2 separate regions of the Homo sapiens genome follow, and region 1 is linked to region 2. Evidence: read pairs that join two places in POLR2A ChIA-PET (ENCODE). Cell type or tissue: A673. All regions are shown on one strand. Each heading gives the region's core, and the rest is flanking DNA. Links, peaks and the distances in the headings are about the cores only.

Region 1 (4,396 bases), core at 311-4,310, 110 kb before region 2:
AGGGGAGCGAAGACAATGTTCAGGATAACTATAATAAAAGGATAAATAATAAATGCCACAAGAGGTGAAAATTTAACAGAACACTCAACAAAAAGTGTATTAAATCATATTTGAGGGCTATCTTGGAATATAAATTGAGGGATATCCAATGTTTATGAAACAAGAAAATAAGTAACTGACAGCATCTTTTAGACATTCCACTGTGTCTTTAGCTTAAATGCTAGGTTTATTTCATACCAATATTAGAGGTCGTGAAAGCTAAATGTGCTCAAATTTTAAGTGATAATAGTCTAAGAAAGAGAGCTCTTCAATGTTAAGATTTATCAATAACAGTAATACCAAGGATGTATAAACTAATACAACTAAACAGGGAAATGCTGTACGACTAAGAGGTATAGAAATAAGTGGACGATATTAAGGAGGATTTGTTCAGTGCTTAGGTCTGAGTCCACTAAGCAAAAAGTAAATATGACTGGTCATGGCTCCAAGATAACGAGAGAACAAGTTATTAATTTATCAATCATTTGCCTTCTGCAGATGATGTGAAGGTCTATCTAAGTTAGCTGGAAAACATAACTGCATTGCCTACTGAAGGTCATCAAGAATTTAATGGCATGCAAATATAGAAAAACAGGTTCACACAACAGTGAGGACAACTTGCTGAGGGATCAAAGTATAGATGTAGCATAAAGATATTGGAAATGCCTTGATTTCTTATAATGCAAAGTTGTTACATTGTAACAAACATGCTAAAGAAAAATCTACTTAGGATACAGGTAGAAAATATCACATGCAGAAACATTACAAACCTATCTGTAAGCAAAAAGACTAAGAAATTACTACTTGAGAGGCATTCTTGTCATCGTCATTACATAAAATGAACAGAATAATTACACATTAGAATCACTATGTTGCATTTCATAAATGGTACAGATAACACAATATACTTAATTCCAAATTACAAAACTACAGGTTTCAAATATCATGGATTGACTGTAGGTGAAAAGACAAAATTTATATCCCTGACACCTGAAAAGGAAAACCATAGCACAACAGTAAATCTACAAAGGATCCAACAGCAAATTCAGATGTGATAACAAATACAGCTTCATGGGCTCTCCAGAATCAACCCAGCCAAGTTAGAGGACTACAGTATCTAATAAAAGTAACATTGTAAAATACAGACTATTAGAGCCGTAACAGAGTATCAACAAATCATTCCCTGAAACCACAATGACCTTAGCTGTGTGCAACTTATTATAAGTATCCACATAAATTAAAATATTTGTAAGCCCCATACAGAAAGTTTTTACACATGCAAAGCCCTCGTGGAAAAAAAAAAAAGTGGTGCAATAAATTTCATTTAACTACAGCCAAATTTCATCCTAACAGATTGGGGGTTTTAGGTGTAGCAGGTTATCTTACAGTTTGTCCTTTATTCAGTAACTGAATCTTCTACATACTTAACATAAAACCTGGAAACTCTGCTCTCTAAAGATTATTGAAATGTGTTTGAAGTACTATTGAGTCAACCAGCATCTTATTTATCTGTGAGTTACAAAAACGGAAAGAAAATACCAATTGGGGTATTTCATTAAAAAAAAAACTTACATTATGGACAACTTTAAATACTTTTGGGAAGTAGGCAAGATAAAGGTTAAGGAAGATAGCTGTTATACATACATAACAAGACAGAAATAGAACAATTCAGAAAACATTTAAACAGTTGATGACTATATTCGTTCATCTCCTAAATGCCTTCATCCACTCTTCCAGCAATCAACTTAAAAGCTCCTATCCCAGACCAAACTCTTCAGTCAGTTATCTGAAACTACAATACTTCATGCCATCCCTAATAACACTGTAGAGTTAGCTGAATGTCAACCATCCAATCCAACACAGATCCATGGCAAAAGGCACGCACTAGTGAGTGATGCTGAAGTTTCTGAGTAGATATGAAGAAAGCAGTTTACCACAAACTATTTTTATAGCTATGCAGAAAATCTGCATCCATTTATGACAAATTTACCAACCTGTGTCACAGTACAAAATCATCAGCCAATGACAAATCTACAAGGTCGAACCTCTCCAAAACCACTAAAAAACTGCTGAAAAAAGTGGAATTCACTGTTTACCTGCTTCCCATGCATCTATTTAAATTTCATAGAACCACAAAAGCTAATTTCCAAATACTTGGCAAATGTAGTATTTATCGACAGCATGCATGCCTCTGTCTCTCTCCTTCTCTCTCTCTCACACACGTACACACTACATGCTTACCAAGCTGCGAACTATCTGCTACAGAAAGTTTAGCAGCATACAACACAAAATCCATTACCTATTTCCCTCCTTCAAAACCAAATACCTAGACAACAAATACATTAACACTACTAAAGGGGGGGGGAAAAACACCACAATAAGATTTCACCCTCTCTCACATAAAAGTAAAAGGTATAAAAATTAGAGTTTCAAAAATATATCCATCAGATTCAAAGACAGTAGACATCCTGTGGTCATCACTTACCTTCTCTAAATCTGCATATACATTAAAATGTATATGGTATGGTACGCATGTCAAATGTCATGTTTAACATTCACTACAAATGTCTGTTCTCAAATGTTTAGAAGTAATAAATCTAAGTTAATGCAAACATAGTTGAAATTCCAATTAAAATCATGGCTATACTGAATTCCCATCTTAAAACAAACCTTCTCCATAGAAACTAGGCAATGACAACAATTCTTCAAATAAATGTAAAAATATTTATTGGTATAGATTTATTCTTTTTTTTTTTTTTTTTTTTGAGATGGAGTCTCGCTCTGTTTCCCAGACTGGAGTGCAGTGGTGCAATCTCGGCTCACTGCAACCTCCGCCTCCTGGGTTCAAGTGATTCTCCTGCCTCAGCCTCCTGCAGATTTATTCTTTTAGTTAATAAAGAAGACTTCCTTTAAATTAGGTTCTCTATAAAAGAAGGCAAATTAAGTAGATATGAACTATTTATGAGCATCAACATGATACCCCATATAATAGCCACTACTCTTATAAATAGAAACCCCAATCACCATATACTATTTATTGGTGGAAATAAACAGCTTTGTCAATTTTTTTTTTTTTTTTTTTGAGATGAAGTTTCGCTCTTGTTGCCCAGGCTGAAGTGCAATGGCGTGATCTCGGCTCACCACAACCTCTGCCTCCTGGGTTCAAGCGATTCTCCTGCCTCAGCATTCCGAGTAGCTGGGATTACAGGCAGGCACCACCACACCTGGCTAATTTTGTATTTTTAGTAGAGATAGGGTTTCTCCATGTTGGTCAGGCTGGTCTTGAACTCCCGACCTCAAGTGATCCGCCCACCTTGGCCTCCCAAAGAGCTGGGATTACAGGCGTGAGCCACCGCGTCTGGCCTCAAATTTCAAACTACCTTCTTTTGGGTGATTTCTCATTACATAAATAGAAAGTCCTAGAAGAAATTCAAATTACTATCAGGTATTTTATCTCATCATTTGTATCCTTTGCAAAGTGCAAATTTCTTTTAAGTTTTGACTCCTCTAAGGACACCTCTGTTCTGTATCGCTGCCAAAAAGCAACAGCCTAAAGAAAGCTCAACTGTACAACAGCAATAACCACCTGCACACAAAATCGACCAGCCGCATAAAACCTTCCAACTGATGTCTACACTCTGCAACAGAGATATATACACATGAAATAGACTTATCCAGGACTACAGAGCTCCTAAAAGGTAAACCTTGAAAAATTGACCACAAAATAAACCTGAAGTCTAGAAACTTCTCAATCATGTCATAATATAAAGTAGAACAAACAAAAACAACAGCTCTTTCTAAAAGTCTTTAACTCATTACATTTCCAAATCAGCACAATAATGTCTTACTGGTAAACTTGATGGTCTTTCTTGCTGTATTAAGTTCAAGTCTTCATGGTTAGGTTTTCCGGGGGCCAGAGGAGGTTGAGATCTAGTTCCATAGCCTTCCTGAGACATGTCCTAAAAAAAAACACAAACACAAAGCACTTCATAAATATCTCAATGAGTTATAAGCTTCTTCAGTAACTAAAATTAAACAAAAGCTTGGCTGGGCACAGTGGCTCATGCCTGTAATCCCAGCACTTCGGGAGATCAAGGCAGGCAGATCGCTTGAGCCCAGGAGTTCAAGACCAGCCTGGGCAATGTAGGGAGACTCCATCTCTACAAAAATAATAAAAAATTAGCCGAGTGTGGTGGTGCAGCTACTTGGGAGGCTGAGGTGGGAGGATAGCTTGAGCCTGGAGGTGGAGGCTGCAGTGAACTTTGACTGCACCGCTGCACTCCAGCCTGGGTGACAGAGCGAGACCCTGTGTCAAACAAAACAGAACAAAACAAAACAAAAGCTTATCACAACCAAC
Region 2 (4,396 bases), core at 90-4,089:
GCTGAAGCAGGCAGAAGCCAGAACATGGGTGAGCCCTGCAGGGCATTCTACAGGCTCAGGCTGCCTCTGACAGATGAACACAGGACTGCTCCCTTGGGCACCTGACCCAGCTGGAAGCAGGTCAGGTTGCCCTGGCAGGCAGGTGAGGCTGAGGTCCTGAACTGGCAGCAGTGGTGGGAGGAAGCAAGCCCAGCTCCAAGGCACAGTTAGAAGGGAAATGCGGCAGGATTTGGAGACCAAATGAGTGATGGAAGCCAGCAGCCAAATGAGATGGAGTGTGCAGAGGGAGAAGCCAATCACCATATCCCCAGGAGTGGGAGCCTTCAGTGGTTTACATAGGAAACTTGAGGCTCTGATATGAAATCCAGGTGAAAATGCCCAGAAGGAAGAGACATAATGAGCTGCAGCTTGGGGAGTAAGGCCTGACCTGGAAAAATAGGTAGAGAAGTCAGCAGAGAGGACATCCACTCCCAGAGGGCAGGGATTTTCTCTATTTTATTCACTATTATATCTCCAGGGCATAAGTTGAACAGTGTACCCAGCACATTAATTGATGAATTAATCAATAGGAAGCAATAAAACCCATGAACTTTATTTAGGAGGAATATATGAAAGGAAAACAATGGGTAGCGAACAGAATCCTAGAGAATATCACCGCTTAAGGGAAAAGGGAAAATGAACCCACAGACAAGCTGGAAGAATGGCCAGAAAATGTAGACACTCTGGAGAGTGTGCTCTTACAGGAGGGAAGGGAGTCAGGTGTAGCAACGAAACAGGTGTGCCAAATGCAGCCCAGGAATGCAGTCAGGTGAAGGGTAAAGGCTTCTGCTATACTTGACAAGGAGGCCACTGCTGTGCTCGGCAAGGACAGTCTCGCTGCAGAGGTGAGGGCTGAGGCTGGAAGAGGAGGGACGGAGGGGAGGTGAAGATGGAAGGCAGGAGCACAGACCCCGAGAACTGCCAGTCCTCTCTTCCACTGGCACTCCCACTCCAAGGCTGCACGGGTCCTTCCCCTTCTCTGCCTTCCTCAATACTCTGGTGTTCACTTTAAAGATTTGGTGAATCCATTCACCACACATTTACTAAGCACCTACTATGTGCGTTGTGCCCAACACTGGAAGCAGAAGGATGAACGAGCCTCCATGTCCTGGAGATTCACTGAAGGAGACAGACTAAACAGGTCACAGTGCAACACAGCAGATGTCCTGAAGGGACAAAGCACCAAGGCAAGGTGAGAAGAGGGTGTCTCACTGGGTCTGCCATGGGCTTTAACAAAGGCTTCCTATAGGAAATACCTGAGCTCAGTCCCAAGGGATCCACAGGACTGTGCCAGGAGGAACCCATCTCACCTGAATGAAGCTCTGTGGAGGACACAGGAGGAAAGAGGGTGCTTTGCCCCAGGCCCCACAGCCTACAAGCAACTTTTCTGCTCAAAATTCACCATGTGATACAATTTTAAACTGTTACTACTTTCACCAGCCAAGACATTGTTTGGACTTAACATGATAGAAATTAAACGACAGTACATTTGTTTGCCCAAACAATATACTGATTTTACATAACCTGAGCCGCCTTCATAATTAAGTGTACAAACATGTATGTTGATATATTTGTAGTAAAACTAAAATCTAGGGCTAAGAATTCATTTTCTCATAATTATTTAAATTAGAATTTATGCCTGATAAAAATAAAATGTGATTATTTTCTAGATTTTCTTGAAAAAGGTAAAACTTTTTATGGAAGTATGAAAATCAAGGCTGAGTTGGTGATTTCAAAATCAGCCAAGTGAATGAAGGACCTATGGAGAGGCTGAGTAAATCAAATTTCAGGCTGAATTTCCAATACGGGGCCCTGAGGCAGTCCTATCTTCACATTCAATCTAGACAGCCCAGGGCACAGGAAACGTCTACTTATTTCACTTCAAATAGTGCACGACCAAAACTGCCTTAATTAAAGCAGAAATGTTAAATGGGAAAATGATTGGAATGTCTATGTTTTAATGCTATAGATAACAGTGCAGCAAATTCATCTTATCAGTGACTAAAATTGTTTTGTATTATCTGTCTCATCACTGCCATCAACTCTCACAGTCCTACTTAAAATTCAGTTAATTTGCACCATGTCAAAAATGTTAGCTTAACCCTCAGATTTCTGAAAATCGAAAGCATTAAATACACAGATTATCTGAACCTCTCAAAATGCATCAAATATCTTTCAATGAGACTTCAGATAGAAAAACAGTTACTCATACAGTGCAAATTATTTAATTTTAACTTCTCCTTATGGTCTATTATTAAATATTCATCCACAGTCCAAATCCATCCTGCTGTGTCCTCTATTTTTGAGCATTAAAAATGTACAACTGAGGGTCTCAACTCCTGCTTCTCACTACCAGTCCCTTAAAGAAACTAAAAATTGGCCAAGTGCGGCGGCTCACGCCTGTAATCCCAGCACTTCGGGAGGCTGAGGCAGGTGGATTGCCTGAGCTCAGGAGTTCAAGACCAGCCTGAGCAACACGGTGAAATCCTGTCTCCACTAAAATACAAAAAATTAGCCAGGCATGGTGGCGGGCACCTGTAATCCCAGCTACTCAGAAGGCTGAGGCAGGAGAACTGCTTGAACCTGTGAGGCAGAGGTTGCAGTGAGCCAAGATCGTGCCACTGCACACTCCACCCTGGGTGACAGAGCAAGACTCCATCTCAAAGAAAAAAAAAAAAATCAAATCTAAGACTTCTGGAAAACAAAAGGGCCAAGCTGCTTCTCATACGCACATCTAACCTGAAGCAATTTTATGTTTTTTGTTTTGTTTTGTTTTCTGAGACAGGGTCTCGCTCTGTCACCCAGACTGGAGTGCAGTGGCACAATCTCAGCTCACTGCAACCTCCACCTCCCGGGTTCAAGTGATTCTCATGTCTCAGCCTCCCAAGTAGCTGGGATTACAGGCACATACCACCACACCCAGCTTATTTTTGTATTTTTTGTAGAGACAGGATTTTGCCTTGTTGGCAAGGCTGGTCTCGAACTCCTGACCTCAAGTGATTCGCCTGCCTCGACCTCCCAAAGTGCTGGGATTACAGGCGTGAGCCGCTGCGCCTGGCCAATTTTATGTTTTTTTAACATCTATCCGGGTATGACCATTTTCATTTCTCACTGAAAGTTTATGCTCTATCAGGGTTATCATCCACATCGAAAACAGCCCTCAACAACTTCTCTAAATAGATTGTCCGAGCATGTTTTCATTTCTAGATGGCATTCCACAACTGCTGTAGCTTGAGTTTCAATTCCAGAAAATAAGACAAGTGCTGTGAAGGCCACAATATATACACCACCATTTTCAAAGAGCTCTTAACCTAACCAGTCTGGTTTTAGTTACTTGGCTTTTAATGCAATTTTTTTACTTGATAAGACTTTCCTCCTCCTTATTCAAAGTAAACTTTTGGATGTACATGTAAGTAGGAGTTATTCTCTCTCTCTCTAAGGAAGAAATACATTGTCTATTTTTAAGAAATGTTTGTATATAGATTCTTCTAAGCATATTGGGTAGCACAATTCAGCTATATTACATGTCAGATAGGCTTTCAGAGGCTGGGCTGGGAATCCAACTGTCCTTTTCAAGATGATCCAAGTTAAAGGACAACTTGCTTATATACTTTTAGTATACTTTAAATATACTTTATCCTTTTTATATTTAGATACTCTGTTATCAGGCTTTCAGAGTATCCCTACACATGCATTTATAGTAAAAGATATCTAATTGTATTTGCTCCTAAATATCAAATTAAGAACACAGTTTATTAGATACATCTTTATGCATATCATATTTTACTACTTTTTTCAGCCCAATTCCTTCAACCGCAAATTGGAAAAACACTTCACAAAAAAAAAAAAAAAAACAACAAAGAAAACCCACCGAAAGAACTATCGAATCTTGTTGATCTAAAATCATTTCTACACATGTGGATTAAACAAGAGCTGATAGAAAACTCTTCCCTCTTTTGAACCATTGTTCGGGAAACAACATTCTCTTACCAGTAACTAAAGAAAACTTTTGAAATCTGTTCTATTTCTCTCGCTCAAACAGGGCAGGGGGTGTTTATTCACGTCTGCAGCTGTGTACCGAATGGCACTGCCCAGCAAGGAAGTAGGGGCTCTGGATTCAGAATGGATTCACAGCCCTGTCCCACCAGGGACCTCGAGTACACTGTGACCTTATTTCTTAGTTTTCTCATTCACTAAAGGAGAAATAAAACCCACCTTGCAATTATTATGAACATTAAATTCATCAGCGCTATAAAGGCTCTCAGAGGTCACAGGGGCTATGGCAGCACCTGGAGCCCAGGGCCCACCTACTCATTGAGAAAAAATGGAACAGCCCAACTGTGCAAAAGTAAAGAAT

Evidence for each region. ChIA-PET counts read pairs that join two places held together with the same protein. Peaks named below come from ENCODE experiments on the same cell type or tissue, not always from the same donor. Only the 100,000 strongest peaks of a DNase experiment are listed, where the experiment ranks them.
Region 1: POLR2A ChIA-PET joins it to region 2 with 5 read pairs; 3 of 35 experiments call an interaction of 5 or more read pairs at or near these places.

Annotation. Positions count from the first base shown.
Region 1 is chr6:156,935,068-156,939,463 of GRCh38, reverse strand. ARID1B (AT-rich interaction domain 1B) reads right to left here. Exons shown (of 20, transcript NM_001374828.1): 4 at 3,888-3,998. Among named protein-coding and RNA genes, the nearest start is that of MIR4466, 160 kb to the right of the region's middle. In A673, for the core only: no CTCF peak of the experiment used is centred there; no DNase peak of the experiment used is centred there.
Region 2 is chr6:156,823,186-156,827,581 of GRCh38, reverse strand. All of the region lies in intron 1 of ARID1B (AT-rich interaction domain 1B), which reads right to left. Among named protein-coding and RNA genes, the nearest start is that of MIR4466, 46 kb to the right of the region's middle. In A673, for the core only: no CTCF peak of the experiment used is centred there; a DNase peak (open chromatin) is centred at 1,881.